2 separate regions of the Mus musculus genome follow, and region 2 is linked to region 1. A link is a loop called in an ENCODE intact Hi-C map of the cell type or tissue named here. Cell type or tissue: left cerebral cortex. All regions are shown on one strand. Links, peaks and the distances in the headings refer to the core of each region. The heading gives the core; the rest is flanking DNA.

Region 1 (8,000 bases), core at 1-8,000:
TTAGTGCAAGTGTGTGTATGGTAGGGGAGGGAGGAGAGAGAGAGCAATGCTCAGGAAATGGTTAGTTACGGCATATGCATATTTCATAGTGACATCAAAGACACATTAAAATAGACCTCAGCACTCTTACTTAAAACCCTTTAACCTCAACAAACACTTTATTTTTACCTGGCCCACTGTAAAACAAAGCTTGTCTTCTAAGGTGAGGTGTTGAACCATAAGTCAAGGCCTTGTCTAGTTCTGAGGAACATATACACTTTTTCTGTTTATATTATAATGCACATTTTAATCAGATGAAAAAAATTGTCTGTGGTTTCATTTTTGTTATGAAGGTTATAAACTCTTTTTATTTCTCTGTAATTGTTCCAAATGTCTGTGCATCCATATATATTAGCACTGTTTTAGTCATAGTAGAAAAATGGAAGATCATGAGTTCAACTGAACGTTTCTTGATTTATCATGTTAAATCATATGGCCATATTCTGTACATCCTTGTTTCAACTAAAAAAAAAAAACTGTGGTTTTACTTTAGGCTCAAAAAGAACAAAAAAATGGAGATCTTTCATTTTTAGAAAAAGTGGACAGCAAAATCAATAAAGATCTAGACCGATCCATGAAAGAGCTTCAAGCAACTCATGCAGAAACAGTACAAGAACTTGAAAAGACAAGAAATATGTTAATTATGCAACATAAAATAAATAAAGACTATCAGGTACTGTCTCACTAACTTGAGAAGGTATACTTTCTGTGATATTCTCCTGATGGTTGTCAGAGAAACGTTTTGCGTTATCTTTTATTATCTATAGTCACCTACTATTAAATATTACTAATACATTCCTGGCTTTTAGCCCTGTAACTAGAGAGTTGAGATGCATAGTATAAAAACAAATGATTCAAGCCTTGGCTTTGGAGGAGCCTAGTGGCAGTAATCTCACCTGTATTCAGTGTTGTCACAGTTTTCGTCCTAAAGCCCGCCAGGCTGTCCAGGTCAGCACAGCAAAGGAATCAACACACTGTCAGCTCTCTGACAGGAGGGCACCATGCTTTAGAGTTTCCGATAGTCATCCAGAAGATGTGAAAAATCATCCTGGTTTTGAAAATTAACGAGGAGTGTTTGATTCATTGCATGGTAGCTTTAAATTTTTATCTAGAAATGTTTGATTCCTAGCATGGAAGCTTTAACGCTGCATCTTAAAATGCTCGGCTCAAAGGCCCTCTGACAATGCAAATAGGATAATTATAAGCACTGAACCTCTCTGTCTCTTATTTTTAGATGGAAGTTGAAACAGTGACTCAGAAAATGGAAAATTTGCAACAAGATTATGAACTCAAAGTGGAACAATATGTTCATCTTCTCGATATCAGGGCTGCACGCATCCAAAAGCTTGAAGGTACAATGTGCACAGTTTTATGGCAGTTGAAAATGCCTTCCAAACCCTTGATCGCAGTATCTTCCTGCTCATTTTTCCCCCAATTTGAAGCTGGAATAAGTTACCAGAAAGACTTATTTCATCTGATTCTTTTCTACTCAGGAATTTTTAGTAGGATTTTTCAAGAATTTACTGTTTTCAAATTCAGGATTGTAGGCAAGCTTTCAAAGCACTATATAAAGTGTCACAGCCTCAAGTCTCACACCGGTGGCCTTTGTGATTTTTCTTCTATGCACCATGTGTACCTTAGCCAGCTCTGTGCTAGATTCACTCTCCCCACTTCTAGCACCAGTTCCTGGCCTAAACTTCCTTTCTTCCTTGACATCACAATATTAAATATCCTACTGTGTCACACAATCTAATCTGGTGCTTAGAATGGCAGGAAGCTGGCTCTGATTGACTCAGCCACCATCCCTTTACCTGAAATACCCTCATAGTGATTTTCAAATTTCAGCAAATAGGGAAATCATCTAAGAAAGCCATGTGTGGCAGTACACACGTGTAATTCCAGCTTTTCAAAGGACAGTGTGGGAGGAACCCAGGTCTGACGCCAGTTTGGGCACAATGATGGGTTCCTGGGCAACCTGGGCTATCTGGAAATCTATTCTAAGAATATATCTAAACACAGTCTCCAGCTGTTTCTGTACTTTGCATCTCAAGTGATAGTTATCTCTATGCACTTCTCCCAGCTAGACTCCAGAACAACCCTTGGCTTCTTTCTGTCACTTTCCCTACCGTGTGTGTGTGTGTGTGTTTGTGTGTGTGTGTGTGTGCAAGCGTGCAATGGCTTCATAATTTCTATATGAAGTCTGTGCATCTTGGAGACAGAATGGGTATTATAGTGTCATTGTGTCATTGATAGTTGCTATGGTATAAGTGTCTTCCCTAGAGTTTCTCCATTGGAAACTGAACCCCAAATGGAATCACGTTGACAAACAGAATGTTTAAGATTTAGTTAAATCATATGGCTCTGCTCTCAAGAGTTGATCAATGCCACTATGATGGAAGTGGGATTCACTATTAAACACTGGGTATATTGTAAGTGAATGTGGTCCCTTCTGCTTTGGGATAGCATATCGAGAAGACCCTTGCCAAATACAGAACATTCAAGTTGAACTTGTCAACCCTTACAAGTAACTAGAAAAAGTGCATCTCTTGTGTGGGAGTGTGGCTCAGGGAGAGAAAGCATGTTTAACCAGTGCAGACCTGCACTCAGGTCTCCAGCACAACAGTCTGTGAAAGCAGTACAAAAAGATCAAGACGATGCTTGCTGCATTTTCTTGCCATATGTTCTTTCCAGTACTAGCCTATGTTGTCTGAGTCCCTTAAGGGCAGGGCTTCCATCTCCCCATCTGTGTTCTTTCTTTCTAGCAGTTTGCTTCGGACCCTGAGAGGCTTGGTAGTGCTCGTGGAGTGAATCACGGATCACAGGGCGAAGGCAGAGCGTGCCCGTAAAGGCTTGCAGGGACTTGAATGAAGTCTTCACTTGGTGACCTCCCTTTTAACCAAGAAAACTGCATTAAACAAATTTTATTGATTACTATTTGGAAAAAAAAGGACAGGGTGCTCTTTGACTTCTTGGAAAGTTCTGTTTAGTCAGATCAAGACACTTAGTTCTTCTTCAGAGACAAGAAGCTCTCAAAGTACAGTCTGGGAAGCCCCAAGGCTCTCCTAAGCTGATGCAGAAGTCTGCAAGGATAAGACGAGTCTTAGAGTAGCATTAATAATGTGATTTTTCATTTTTATTCTCTTACAAGTTTATAATGGAGTTTCTCTGGGACTATATGATGTCTGATATCATAACAAATTAAACACGGCCACAGATTCATATTCCAGGTGTTTTCAAGATCCTTAAGACATTTGTAAAAATATTTTTAAAAAACATTTCTTAAAAGTTGAAAAGATTAAAATAATGACACTTTTCTCGTTTTTTGGAAATTACAACTTTGAAAGAATAAATACTATGATTTGCATTAACATGTAATAGGTTGTTATTATTTTGTGTATTAAAAGATTTAAAATTAATATTTGAATATTTAAAATTAATTTTTCTTTTCAGTATGATCAATAACAAAAAGTATAAATTGTTATCAAAAGACTTTTGGGATCCTCAATAACTAAGAGTATAAAGTCGCTTAGCTTTGTAGAACCCAACAAAATAGCAGAAAAAGAAAAACCCCAAAGGATGGGGAGAAAATGAGAGAAGGAGGGGACAATGACACAGAAGCAAAAGAGAGTAATAGTTTAAAACGGAGAGCACTCATCAGGTGGAAACAAAAAGAAATAGCAGAAGACCCAGCAGTGCCAGATCTAGAGCTGCACTACCTCCTGACATCATCTGAAGAGGATCTCAAAGCGGGGGGGGGTGGGGGGATCTTAGAGGAGAAGTTGGAGACACATTTTATTCCAAGCTGTGCATATACAAAGATGCATAACCTATAAAATTAGCCTTATAAAATGTAACTGATGTACCTTTAACTGCACATTTAAAGAATAAATTTGTTTAGTTTAGGCCTATGAAACTATTAACATAATCAATATTACTTCCCCCAAAGTAGAAGCAGACATGTCTTAGTCAGCTAAAGAGGTGGTATCCAGGAAAAGAGAGATTGACTTTGTAAGAGGAAAGATAACAGATATCGCAAAGCTGGAGGAGTGCACGGTGCCTGTGACCTCAGCTCTGACTCATCTTTCTTGTTCCTATTCCTGGCTAAGGCTACCTTAGCAGCACACCTTAACTGTAGGTGTGCTGCTTCTCATTTTCAGTCTTCAACTGTAAACTCATGAATTACAGTTGCATATATTTTGAAGTTGTGATTTTGTTGTTTAATGACTAGTGTTAAAGCAAGTCTTGGGGGGTTTTGTTGTTGTTAATGAGCACCATTTGCAGAGAATAACAGTACAGTTATAGACTGTAAGATGGAGAATATTCCCTGAAACACCCAGACATCCGGCCACTGCAGAAGCTCATTTGCATCTGCATATGTTTTAACATCTCTAAAATGTGTCTTCTCTTGCAGCCCAGTTAAAGGATATTGCCTATGGCACTAAGCAGTACAAATTTAAACCAGAAATCATGCCAGATGACTCAGTTGATGAATTTGATGAAACCATCCACCTAGAACGAGGAGAAAATCTCTTTGAAATCCACATCAACAAAGTCACCTTTTCTTCTGAAGTCCTTCGGGCATCTGGTGATAAAGAACTTGTCACTTTCTGTACCTACGCTTTCTATGACTTTGAACTGCAGACTACTCCCATAGTGCGAGGCCTTTACCCGGAGTATAACTTCACTTCTCAGTATCTGGTCCACGTCAATGACTTATTTTTGCAGTACATTCAGAAGAACACTGTCACGCTGGAGCTCCACCAAGCCCACAGCACAGATTACGAAACAATTGCAGCGTGTCAGTTGAGATTCCATGAGATTCTAGAAAAAAGTGGTAGAATTTTTTGCACAACAAGCTTAGTTGGTAAGTACAGTTTATGATCTTTGGATGTTTTAATATCTAGGTTGGATTATGCGTTCACTAGCATACTAAATTATTCTTATCTCACACATTAAGGGCATTTTGGGTAGGGACAGTGATCTTTCCTCACAAGTGACTGAACTCTCTTTAGTGTCATGAATGATGGTGCAAATAGCTATTAATGCTTCCAACCATTATGAATGGCCATTAAACTTACAAAGTCAACTGCTTACTTTGAGATTGAGACTCATGCTTAATTCAAATGTTAGTTGTACTACATTTCTCATGCTGATAAGGACTTGCCAACACTGTTACTGCATTCTAGGAATAGTAGTTAGTGGCAAATAAGGCAGACAAAGGCTATGCCTAGAGAGGAAGAACACACACATACACACACACACACACACACACACACATGCATGCACACCAACTGTAAAGTTCAGAGTAGCCACCACAGGCCCATGGTATGTAAAGAAGAGAAATAACTAAGGTAAAAAGAGCTCTAGCAGACATCCGAGTCATGTGCAATCCAGACTTATCACCAGCACACATCACAGGAAAGATGAGTCCACTTCATCTGGACCCTCCCCCAACGTCTGAGCACATAACTGAAATCATGTCCAAAAGAAACCATCTTAACACTTCATCTTGTTTGTTCTCTTTTTTTTTTCTAATGTCTCATACTTTTCTTTTCATACACTTGTTGCAGTAGTGTTTTCACTTGACAATATTGAAAAATTAGGGTTTTACTTATATCTTTAAATATTTAATCTAATTTTGTTTATACATGTATTATTGGGGAATCTATTTCATTTTCAACTTTTTAAAATTGTTTTTTATTCTTATGTTTCCACTCTTTTCTTCTACCAAAATACTTTTTAATTAATTTATTATTTTTAACTAACAATTTTATATATGTATATTTATGTATGCATATACACACAATGTATATTCAGTGCCCATTACCCTCTTTCATCCCCCCATATACTTTTGACCATGTTTACAGGACAAGCAAATATTCTCTCCCATAGAGCAATCCCCAAATGTATTCAGATAGCAGGTGGTTACCTCCAAACCAACCATGGCACTGTCATACCTGTAGGCATTTCTTGCCCAGGAGGTTAGTATCATAGCCTGTAAAGTCCACACAGTGTATGCCCAGTGATGGCTTTTCTCCTTGCAGCTGCAGCACTGTCTGGCACTGTGGAAGCCAGCCACCAGAGGGAAGCTTCCAGCTTAGGTCCAGGTTCATTCTCCTGTGTCCTGTATTCAGAGTGTGTGATGAGCCCACCAATAGTGTTTTACCATTTAGTTCTGGGGGACAAGAGCAGTGGCCATAGCCTGCATTGTTTTCAGAGACTCTGGGGCTGCCCTCAGCGACACCTCATAGAGATGCAGTTCTGTACCTGGCCCTGAATATCATGTTTTTTTTTTTAATAAGATAAAATAAAATAAAAATAAAAGGCCTGTGGGAGCATATGGTCTAACCATTTAGGGACTTCCATTCAAGTCCTTCATGTTTTTTCATTATGTTTTAGTTACCTTATAAAGTACAGGCTTTTAGCTCTCTGTCACCACTGATTGTGTTTACCCCCCCCCCCCCACTATAGCTCTAGGAAACCTTTACTTTATCTTACAGGTTTGGGAGTTTTTACATTAGTCATATCCTTATAATTTTCTAATCTTTTTTAAGCTTTCTTCTTTAGGAAGGGAATCTCGTTGTGGTTGTTGTTGTGGTGGTTGTGGTGGCTGCTGTTGTTGTGGTTGTTGTTGTGGTGGTGGTGGTGGTAGTTGTTGTTGTTGGTTTTTTTCTCTTCCCAACCACAACACTCTTCCCAGCCCCATATTTTTCCTGTCTTTATTTAACCCTGATCTCTTTGTTTACCCTTTCTTCTTAAAAGATTTATTTATTTTTATGAGTGCAGTGTAGCTGTCTTCAGACACACCAGAAGAGGGCATCAGATCCTATTACAGATGACTGTGAGCCACCATGTGGTTGCTGGGAATTGAACTCAGGACCTCTGGAAGAGCTCCTAACCACTGAGCCATCTCTCCAGCCCTCTGGCTCCTTTTTATTGTTTCTACTTCCACGTTTCCCCTAAACAGTGTTTAACTTGATAGCACACTCCACAGTAGTTTCCCATCTGCCATGGTGTGGTGGCTGCTGGTGTGACAGTGGACTGTAATTCATTTAAGTTGTCTTTGCTCTCTGATACTAGGGAATGGGCCCTCAAGTGTAAGCTGCTCACTAAGGAAATCCTCAAATAAAACTGGGATCAATATCCAAGCAAATAGAAACACAAATCACAGACAAGAAACATGAAAAGGCAAGAAGAAGCATGACTCCTCAAAATCACAAGTCTGCCGGGCATGGTGGGCACGCCTGTAATCCCAGCACTCGGGAGGCAGAGGCAGGCAGAGTTCCGAGTTCGAGGACAGCCAGGGCTACACAGAGAAACCCTGTCTCAGGAGGGGGGGGGGGTCACAGGTACTTAAGTCCTTAACTGCTGGACACCAACATACTCAAGGGGGTGAGAGCACTGGTGAAGACACCAAGGGCTCACTAATAAAAGTTACGAGTAGCTGTAAAGAAGATACACAGACAAGATTAATTCAGTTTAGCACCTGGAGAAAAAGTTCAACAACACTGAGGAAAAAGTCAGCAAAATGGATTTAAAAAAATCCAAGAAAATTAAGATTTGGAGGGGGTGGTGGAGGCAGAGAGATGGTAAAAGGGAAAAATTCAGTTTTTCAAAATTTAAAAACCCACAGTGGAAAATGTCACCAATAGACTAGACTCAGCCAAACAGAGGAGAGAATATCAGGGGTGGGGTCAAGGTCAAGGAAATACTACATTTAAATATAAGTAGAGAAAAAGTTCCCCAGTCCCACCCATCCCCATCCCCACAGCTGCATGCTGCTTCTACTCATTCTCCTGTCCTCTGGGCTTCTCTCCTGTCTCCCCCCAGTACCTCATCATGTCCCTCCTTTCCCCTTCCCATCTCTTCTTCCACCCAGGTCCTTCCCTCTTCCTCGCCTGATTATTTTCTTCCCCCTTCTAAGTGGGATTGAAACATCCTCACTTGGGCCTTCCTTGTTA
Region 2 (10,850 bases), core at 148-8,147, 55 kb after region 1:
CTAATTGTCCCACTAAATGGAACGCCTCTGATTAGTCTCATTAAGACTTTTATACTGTGAAGATTTTATTAGAAGCAATATATGAAAATTACTTGGATTAATGTGTTAATCTCCCTCTTTAAAATGCTAATATCTACTTTATGCACATTAAAGCTCAGTATGCATTTTCTTTGATGCATACAGTTTCTATCAATTAAATATAAAGAAGGAGACTTGGCACCAACTTATTAAGTTACTCCCAGTCCTATTTTGTTTCTTTATAAACATTGTAGTTGTTCCAGGTTATGTGGTATCAGTGCATTTTTGATGCTGATGCTGGATCCAGGGTTGTATTCATATAAAGATGGATGGATGGATGGATAGATAGATAGATGCACAGGAAATCTATACTTTAAAAATTAAAGTTATTGTATAGAAAAAAATTAAAGTATGGCTCAAATTCTAAAATGCTTAGATATGAAAGGAGGCCCTTTATCATTTTTAAACTTACATCAATCAAGCTTATTCAGTGCTGGGATGTATCTGGATATCCAGACCCTCAGAAAGCAGCTCCAAAAGTTAATTTCTCGCTTTTACGCAGTCTCGCTGAAGGGTTTAATTGATATTTTTAATGGAGCTGTGAATCAGTGCTGCAAAGGAATTGTCTCTGGGGGTCTGAGATATAATGCATTTCATTTTTTAATTTACTTTTTTATTTGTCATTTTCTTCAAAGGATTTTTATAGGCTGTGGGTTTTCACTGTTTGCAAACAGGCTATTCCTTTTTAAGCATATGTAAAGTATTCAGGGAGATAAGTAATTTATTAAAATCTACCTAATTTGCCGTGCTATATTAAATCTCTGCTTCAGTGATCACAGACCATTTCATTTAGAGAATTAGGCATTCCCTCTTTGTGTGATTAAAGTCCTGGAAAATGAGTTCTTTGCTCCTATTTGTGAACATTCAAAGCCTGCTAATGGCAGGAAGATGGAACAGATTATGAGACAATTCATTACAGTTCAACAGGGGGAAAAGCAGCTATAATGCAAAAATGCAAGTATGAATATCAGCGTATAGCTGAACCATCTGTGCTCCAACAGCTTCGGTGATGACTCCTCCTTGGGAGGCTTTGAAATGACATCCGTACGATATTAATTTGTTGGCGCACTCTGTGGGACCAGTAGAGTATGATCTGACCACAGAACTCTATAAATTCTGTCTGTACCACTGGGCACCCCTGTCCTCAGGCCTGCCATCTCCAAGAAGAATCTTGCTCTCATCAGACTGAAAAATCTTCATAACAACTCATTCCTCTGGAACCTTCCAGTGACCACAAACATCTGCAGACAAAGGCTCTCCAGTTCTAGTAAACAACCACATGTTTGTTGTCACTTTAGCTGGCTCTGAGCTCATCTTCTTGGCCTCCCTTTCTAGCTTTCTTTGGCTTTGTGCAGCTACAGTGTCATTAAGACCCATAATATTCCCTGCAGTAATTTAAAACAGCCAGATTATACCCTAGGATTAGCCGAGTGGGTTTGAGACATTTATTGTGGTGTGCTCCTAGGAGGCAGGCATTATTGTTTAAAATGTTATATCCAAAACTAAATAATGCTTTCTCTGGGGGGGGAACGGGGTGGTGCTGACTTCTTAGCGTCCGTCGTTAAGTGGAGACAGGAAGTTACAATCCAAAGACCTTCTACACGTGAGTCAGCTGTGTCATATTTATACCTCAGGTAAGATTGTGGATTATCCAGGCTTCTCTTATATCTACTAGCTTTAAAGTTCTCAGCCTCAGACTCCTGCCAGCGTTCCCGGTACTGACTTCACATATAACGGTGACTAACGGGTTCTGAAGAGAGAGATCAAGTGAGTGTCCTCACTTGAAGTGCACTGGCATCTTTGTCTAGATGTGTGTTAACCAGAGTTCATTGAAAAGTTCACCTCCACTGGTTTAAAGTGCTGTGCTGTCCTCTGTGAACCAGGCTTGCTCTGTAGAGGATGGCTGGGAAGTGGGGGTTCCACTCACACAGACACAGCCCTGGAGGAGAACTTGCAGCTCTCAGTAACTGCACAGTACACTCAGCACTCTAGAGCTGTAATGCTTTTAGTTTGGAAATATAAATAGAGATGTGATGTGGCGTGTGGGACAGTGTATTATACATGGTTTTTTTGCCTACTGTAGTAGAAATGTCAAATTCCCAGCCACTGTCATGAGAAGCAGTTGACAAAAATAAGTTTTATGGTTTACAGTGTGGTTTACGTAGAGAATATTTCTCTTCACTCTCGGTTTCAACATGTTTTCTGAATTATCATGGTTTGTTGCCATTTAACTTAAATTAGTTTTTTTAAGAATAAATAGAGTCTATGTTTAATCAAATAAAGAAAGGCCACATTGAAATTCTGCTGTTCCTGCCATTCATTTGTTACCACAGAACACAAATAATTTCTATGTGTCATGAAGAAGTGTGGGCTGAGACGTGGTCATGTGATTTGGGAGACTCTGCGTGCACCAATGTTCCCACAACAAAACATAAATTATTTTAGTAATCTGACATCAAGAGCTGTGACAATGAAAACCAGCTCTTACACATGTTCTAACAAGAATCTGATTAACATTTTTGTGGATATGGAAAATAACTTTTTTTAGTCAAGCTGGCACTGTTGCTGAATTTAGAATGATTTCCTTATGTACAGGATTGCAAAATGTGAATCATGTCTGTGAACAAATATGAGAATAAAGTGTGATCTTTGTGTAACATAAAACACCAAGGAAGAGACTTTGGGTTGTGAAAGGATCAAGTGATTGACAGTAGAGAGGTGGTCCTAGCAGTAAGAGTGTACATTAGTAAGTCACCCACGCCCAAAGGCCTCCGACTACCTTAACAGAGAGAAGCTAGAGCCATGATTTGGTATAGAGTGGGCACCACACCTAATTAAATCCATGAGTAGGGGCAACAGCGTTACATCCCTTCTGTTCCAGAACCAAACAGCCTCAAGGTCAACCAGAAAATATCAGAGTAATAGAAACAAACATTTTAAAGCTAAGCATACAGAATTAGAAAATATCCTCTTTCATCTGGCAAGGGAGAATTTTTCACTTCCGTCTCAAAATGTTGCCAGAGGATGGCACCACATGATCCCACTCCTGGAAGCCCACACTACCGGTATGGTTCCTTTTGTCCTAAACAGTTTTCATTTATTTTTCTTCCCTTTCCTCTTTTTTATTTTATTTTATTTTTTACAGGATTTCACTATGCAGCCCTGGTTGGCCTGAGACTCACTATATAGACCAGGCTGTCCTCAAACTCATGGAACTCTGCCTGCCTCTGCCAGCTGAGCACTGGGATTAAAGACAAAGTCGGCTTGCACCATCTACCCTGACACTGCTTTGTTTTCCAAATGCTTTGTGCTCGGGAGCGAAGTCAGGCACTGTCAAACAGAATGTGGCTTCCCCTCTGAGATCTGTACCTTTTTGACCCTTCACACTCTCTAGACAACCATGGTCTCATTACTATAGCAGCCTCATTTCTCCGTTCACTAACCCATTCGTTTTTGTTTGCTTTTAAATATTTATTTTCTTTTTAATTATGTATATATGTTTGTCATTGTGTGGGTATGTGTATATGAGCAAGGGTGTCTGCAGAGGTCAGGAAAGGTTGTTCGATGCACTAGAGCTGGAGGTATGGGACATTGTGAGCTGTCATGCAGGTGCTGGGAACCAAACAGACCCTCGGCAAGAGCAGCAAGTGCTTCTAACCACTGAGCCATCTCTCCAGCCCCTATTTTCTTTTCTTTTTTAAATTAATACTTTAACTCTTATCTTCCTGTCACCCATTCTTTCCATTCTTCTATTCAATCAAACACTTGCATCTGCCTGCCTGACTACCGTTTGCTGGGCTGGCTGCTTAGCCTTGGTTTTCTAGACTACCTCAGTATGCAGCTCACGCTGGCCCGGAGCTCGGTTACTTAGCCCCAGCTTCCTTGAACCTGTGAGCCTCCTGCCCAGTGCACTTAACTTTTGAAAGCGGACACACCTCCTTCACTCCTTCCTCTCTGTTTGCTTGGTATCTTTCTTTGGGTATCAGCCTCTGTGGTAATTCCTGGGGCTTCTCCATATGCTCCACTGTACAAAGATTTGTCTCTATTCTTTGGAGATGGCAGTGGGAGGGGGTTACTGTACAGACGAACCTGGCATTCCTGGCTTGAACTCTAAGCCTTCCTGCCTCAATCTCCCAAGTAGCTGGATGGCAGTGCATGTCACCATTCATGGCAAAGACTTCATTTGCATGGCGGGCCATCACAGCCCTTCTGGAACTGATATTTGTACCTGAGCTTCAGGTCACAGAGGCAGACCCTCAGGCAGCTCTCCAGCAGCCCTGGTCAGGAAGCAAAAAGGACGTTTTATAAATGTCTAAAATAAACATTTTTCCAAATTCAAGATCTTTGGTACAGATCTGCTTTGGCATAGGTTCACATGTTATTAACAGCAAGAGAATTTTTGGAAGAATGCTTGAGATATCTATTCACACAACCAAGATCGACTTCTCTCAAACCCAGACAAAGAAGAAAGAACCCCAGACAGACATACCGAATCTATACACATTAGGGCAGCTTAACTACTTCCCTATAAGACTAGGAGAGTTCACAGTAGAAAACGAAAGACAAAGGCTTTGTACTGTTTGAGGGAGCAGTGGGCCATGGATGTGTGTGCTCCAGCATGAGTGCACCAAGAAACTTGGCCTCAAAATACAGCAAGCAACAGGCAAGAGAATGTTACAGCTGCGTTAATTTTAGTCATAGGTTTTAACCTCCCCAGAGAGGGCAGATCAGAGATGTTGAAAAGGCCTGTTTAGCATAATCACAAAGCTTAGACAGAGATAGAACACACATGGAACATTCAAAAGAAGATCAACAGCATATTCAACCATAAAGGAAATCTGTTTCCAGAGGCCTCAGATCTTGTAGCCCACACTACTCTAAGCAAAGGCAATGAAGTTAGAAGCAGGTAGCAAAAAACGATAGCTAAGACACAAGACTTTCTAAATTCTAAAATGCATGTTTTCATTTTCAGTCGAAAAAAGACCTTAGCATGTTATTGTCAGGGATTCTAATGGGACATGAAATAGCCCACTGTAGGACAGAGGGACAAGCAGAACCTACAAATACTTTTGTGCATTAATGAGGGAAATAAGTAAATGTCAGCTCAGAACCCATCGCCAGCAAAGCCTGGGCTGCACACACCAGGAGGGCTGACAGAATACAAGTGCTGGAAGAGCACAGATGATGCCAGCAAAGGAGAGGGACCAGCCAACCCAGAGGCTGAATATCGAGAGCAGGTGTGAGTGAGGCCTGCTGTTGTGGTTTGTGTCTAGAATGTCCCCTAGAGGCTCATGACTTAAAGGTGTCATCAGCCTGGGTTGCTATTGGAAGGTAGTGGATCCTAGTAAGAAGAGGTTCAGTTATTGGGAACGTGCTCTTAAGGAGATATTGAGCCCTAGCCCCACCCCACCCCACCCCCCAGTGTCCCAGATGCCCACTGTCTTCCATGCACTCATTGCTCTCATGCTCTGCCTTTTCACAGGCTGGAAATGACATGGCCAAGTGAAAACCTGAAGCTGTGAATCAAAATCAATTTTATCTCAGATATTTTTTTCATGGCAGCAGCAAACTAACTCACTTGGCAGAGTCAGATCTTTAGATCTAGGGGAAGAGGAAACAACGTGGAGTGTGCAGGAACAGATACAGCAGCTAGAAGGCCATTTTGGAAAAGGGAGAGAATCCTTGGAGATATTTACTGAAATAAAGGAGGAAACCAGGTGAAAACCATGGCTCCCCAGGAAACACAATAAATAAAATTAAATTGTCAATAAAAAGTGGACATTTCCTGCAGAAACTAAACAGGCTGTGGCAACAGAAGAGGGCATTGTTGAGCTAAGAAGCTTGAGTTCTCCCAAACCCTTCTCTATTGGGAATTGCCTTAGTTGGTCCAAGAACATCCAAAATAAAGGTTCTAACAGAAAGGGAATTCTGTACTCACCTTCCATAAGAATACAAGATGAGGATCAAACCTTCTTAGCAGCTGTCAGTTGGGACATCAAGAGCTGAAGACAACGAGACAGAGCCACCCAGTTACCCCACCAACCAGTAGTCTTCCACATCTGGGCATGTTTGTTTGCTATGTTTTTTAAATGAATAAAAATTTTAAAAATAACACAAATACCAAATACCTATACGCTCATTATACACCAGAATACAGATGGTTAAAGTCTCCTGCTACACAGCACCCCTAATCCAGACCTGTTTCTCACCCACCAGTTTACCATTTGTATGTAAACACATACACATGCCCACAAAATATGTATAGAACTGTTTTGCTTTTTATTTACATAAGTGTCAGACTGCAGACATTGTTTATACAGTTTGCTTTTTTCCACATAATTTTTTTAAACCATGTTTTTGAAGTCTACCCTTGTTTCTAGCATTTCAGTGCCAAAATAGAGGAGTCTGTGGTTTTTAAAATGAACCTTTCGCAGCAGGATGGCGTTCTACCAAGTGTTAGTGAATTTGATGGTCTGAACCACCCTTCTGTTGAGACCACTAGACATAATTTGTCAAAAGTGTCATCTGGCTATCTGGGATGTCACACTACAGGGTCCAGCCTAATGACAGCCTTGAGGACAAGTCTAGCACTGGGGCTGCTCTCCTCAGAGGCACCTGCCAGGTTGAACATGAGCATCAAAGACTACACAGAACCTTCATAGGCTTCTGGGTCTTGAAGGAAAGAAGTTGCTATTGAACTACAGACCCAAGTCCTCCACATTTCAGTCAGGATAAAAGCCTAAGACATCAAGACAATGGTAATAGAAAGCAGACCATCCAGTCTGGACCCGTTTCATTCTCCCCATCTTTGAATGATTAAGGTAATCTCAGGTTGCTGGGACCACAGCCTATCACTGTCAGAGACATAACTCTAAAATCTACCCTCTACATCCTCAAATTACTATTTCAGCTCATAACAATGTTTGCAAAATACACATTTAAAGTAGTAATTCAAGGAGTCAAGACTACATGGCAAGGCAATATCAAGTAGCAGTCACCTAGTAACTTCCAAGTAGCATCCAATATGATGTCATACCAAAAAAACAACCTGCGATGTTCCGAGGAGGATTTGGACATTATTTTAAGATCCAAGTGTAAATTCTATAAGCAAAAATTGCAACTAAAAATAAGAGTTGACTAGAGCCAGGCGTGGTGGCACACGCCTTTAATCCCAGCACTTGGGAAGCAGAGGCAGGTGGATTTCTGAGTTCAAGGCCAGCCTGGTCTACAGAGTGAGTTCCAGGACAGCCAGGGCTATATAGAGAAACACTGTGTCTTAGTCGGGGTTTCTATTCCTGCACAAACATCATGCCCAAGAAGCAAGTTGGGGAGGAAAGGGTTTATTCGGCTTACACTTCCACACTGCTGTTCATCACCAAAGGATGTCAGAACTGGAACTCAAGCAGGTCAGAAAGAAAGAGCTGATGCAGAGGCCATGGAGGGATGTTCCTTCCTGGCTTGCTCATCCTGCTCTCTTATAGAACCAAGACTACCAGCTCAGAAATAGTCCCACCCACAAGGGGCCTTTCCCCCTTGATCACTAATTGAGAAAATGCCTTACAGTTGGATCTCATGGAGGCATTTCCTCAACTGAAGCTCCTTTCTCTGTGATAACTCCAGCTGTGTCAAGTTGACACAAAACTAGCCAGTACACCCTGTCTTGAAAAGCCATTAAAAAAAAAAAAAGTTGACTGGATAGTCTAATCATATACCACTAAAGAGATCTGGTGCACTGGAAATAGAGAACACTAAAGAGAAGGGAAGGGGAGGGATTTATGGTCACGTGGGAACTTACAAGTCTGAAGAGACAGGAGAGGAAAGGAAACACAAAAGTAGCTACCAAAAGTAGTTCAAATCTCAGCAACCACATGGCGGTTCACAACCATCCATAACGAGATCTGACGCCTTCTTCTGGTGTGTCTAAAAGACAGATACAGTGTACTTACATATAATAATAAAATCTTTTTTAAAAAATTTCCAGAATAAAAAAGGGCAGATTTACGAATGATTTATTGCAGAGCCAGCAGTAGTTCAGTTCGTAAAGGCACTCGTCCCATGCCTAATGACCTGAATTAGCTCTCAAACATCCATTTGGGTCTTGAAGGGAGAAAATTAGTATTAAAACAAGTCCTCCACAATTTGAGTCTGGACTCAGAAAACATGAAACTCACATAATTATGGCCTCTCTCCCATCAATCACAAGCTTTTTGCTAAGTATACTGGAGAAATGTTCCTCTTCCTGCCCATTTTATGAAGTCGGCTGCTACCAGGTCTGGGGATGCAGGCATATGGAGCTGTGAAAACAGGGTCATCTGGAGGCCACCAGAGTAAAGTGTTCCAGTACTGGTATGGTCTAGAACCATTGTGACTCGGGGAGCAGGTCTCTTGAAGCAAAGTTTGCGGCAATGGCTCTATGTTGACCTTAGCAGCACTAATGGCTACATGTCTTTTATAGTTGGAACATGAATACTTTCCAGAAAGTGTTTAGAACACCTAGGTTATCATGATGACAGGCAAGCCAGTTGCAAAAAGAGGGATGCGGATGGTTCAGTTAACAGGACCCCACTCAAGGCAGCCAACACTAGGGATGGTTTGGCAACTATCATTGAAAGGGTCATCGATGGAACACCTCCCTGCCACCACCACCAACAACAATTTAGCTTATTTGAAGAAAAACTAAACACTAAGGTTACTATCATTCACATGTTCAAAAGTGTTTGACAGTGGTGATCCCCTAGCTGATGAGTCTCAGAAGTGTAATATAGTATAGAAGTGTAAGAAGTACTATGCTACATCTTTTAGACCTACCTCTCAATCTTTACCTTCACCTTTTCACGAGTGTTAGTAGTCTGAGCAAACTCACGGCCAATGGGATCAGAATGCCCTGGAAGAATACTTATTCCCTTCTCTGTTGTTCTGATGGACAATGGAGATGTATTCTATGTGGATCCTCAAAGGGTCTAGCAGTATCAAGCCACAGCACTCATAGAGGTAATCAATTTTAAAACACAGCTGTGTGTTGACTTCTCCATCCAATCCTCTTATTCCTCCCAGTCCCTCCTTCCTGGCTCAGAGACTGTCTGCAGGGAAGCCTTGTTGAAGATCTGCTTACTTTCAGGAAAGCCAGGCTAAGAAGACAGACCATCAGAAGTGGCCCTATGAAGTAGGTCACAGGAGTGGGACTTGTGTCACAAGTGAGATTTGGTCACTCACCAACCTGATTGGGGGGGGGGGGAATGACATCATTAATGATAACTGATAATGAAATAAACTCATTTGGTAAATTCCTATCAGTGATTAACTGAAATAAATATGTGAAGAAATGAAGTGGGGGCTGGAGAGATGGCTCAGTGTTTAAGAGCACCGACTGCTCTTCCAAAGGTCCTGAGTTCAATTCCCAGCAACCACATGGTGGCTCACAACCATCTGTAATGGGGTCTGGTGCACTCTTCTGGTGTGTCTGAAGAGAGCAATGGTGGTATATTTATATACAAAAATAAATAAATAAATCTTTAAAAAAAAGAATAAAAAAACTTTAAAAAAAGAAAGAAATGAAGCCTCATTTATCAGCTATGTTTTGGTTTTATGCTGCTCTTCTTGGGTTTTCAGCAGGTGATGGTGTACACCTTTAATCCCCAGCACTTGGGATGCAGAGGCAGGCAGATCTCTGAGTTTGAGGCCAGCCTGGCTACACAGAAAAACCCTGTCTCAAGAAACCAAAGAGAAAAAGAAAAGCTTTTCAGAGGATGGAAAATTGCAAAAGCAAACAGCGGCTTGAATTCAACAGAACATTGCATTACAACATTCCTCCTGCATCAAGTAAGAGTAAACCTTTGCACAGGGCGTGAAATCACAAATCAGGAATCTTAAAACTCAAGTGGAAGTTGAAAACCTTGGATTTCTAAGGTGGGGAATTGACTTTAGGAAAGAATTTGAAGAAAAAAAATTAACTCTGAAGTAAAGTTACAAGATACCTCAGAGGGGAAAAAAATACAGCTAAATGTAGACTGAGAAAAGGTAGTGGGTAGAAGGAAAGAGACGAGAGACTGGCAGAAAATAAAGTAGAGATCAGTGAAAAAGCAGGCAGATAGACCCAGAGGAAAAGTGGGACCAGAGATACTGATAATAAAATACAGCGATTCTGAGCTAACATGAAAGCGCTAATAGGACAGTGCCCCTGCAAGAAAGAGCTGCCCAGCAGGTAGGAAAAATTGCTTCCAAGCATTCAGCTTTGAAAAACCTGAGCAGTTATCCAAGTAAAACCACTCAAAATTACAGCAAAAGAAAGCAATCCTCTAGTGTTCTAGGCAGGAGGGGGAGCTTACATGAAGAGACGAAATCAGATAAACATGAGAGCTCTCCGGAGCAAAGATGCAAAGCAGACAGTGGTGAAGAAGCCTGTCACAAAGCTGAGAGGACATGCCAAGAGCTCCTACTCCACCAGCCGTCCAATATTAGGGGTCTAGGGAGGTGGCTTTCACTGCAGTGACATTGACATGACATAAAACTGCCTATGTGAAAGTGAACAGTTTGGTGGCATTAGTTCATTCACAGTGTCATACAACCACGTCTTTCTACTTTGCAAACATTTCCATCACTCCACAAGAAAATATTCATTTACTCCCTAGTGCCTACTGTCAGTTTCGGGTCCACCTGTTTTGTTTTGTTTTGTTTTGTTTTGTTGTTGTTGTTGTTTCTATGAGTTTACCTATTCTAGGTATTTTGTGCTAATGGGTCTTATATACCCAACTTCTTACATGTCTTCAGGGTGC

The links. Hi-C counts contacts between places; a loop is a spot of excess contacts. Peaks named below come from ENCODE experiments on the same cell type or tissue, not always from the same donor. Only the 100,000 strongest peaks of a DNase experiment are listed, where the experiment ranks them.
Region 2: it touches region 1 in a loop (4-fold over the local background); 4 of 42 quality-filtered maps call a loop at or near these places.

What each region holds. Positions count from the first base shown.
Region 1 is chr8:91,267,002-91,275,001 of GRCm38, reverse strand. Rpgrip1l (Rpgrip1-like) reads left to right here. Exons shown (of 26, transcript NM_173431.2): 13 at 533-712; 14 at 1,274-1,391; 15 at 4,451-4,903. Gm36163 (a long non-coding RNA gene) reads right to left here and starts at 1,255. Exons shown (of 5, transcript XR_003947578.1): 1 at 936-1,255. In left cerebral cortex, for the core only: a CTCF peak has its summit at 6,856 (motif pointing right); DNase peaks (open chromatin) are centred at 1,305, 1,893 and 4,557; H3K27ac peaks cover 1,425 bases.
Region 2 is chr8:91,208,928-91,219,777 of GRCm38, reverse strand. Rpgrip1l (Rpgrip1-like) reads left to right here. Exons shown (of 26, transcript NM_173431.2): 26 at 1-2,748. It overlaps Gm36243 (a long non-coding RNA gene), which reads right to left and starts at 9,195. Exons shown (of 6, transcript XR_003947579.1): 1 at 8,887-9,195; 2 at 6,017-6,080. In left cerebral cortex, for the core only: no CTCF peak of the experiment used is centred there; DNase peaks (open chromatin) are centred at 1,325, 2,092, 2,601 and 4,677; H3K27ac peaks cover 2,013 bases.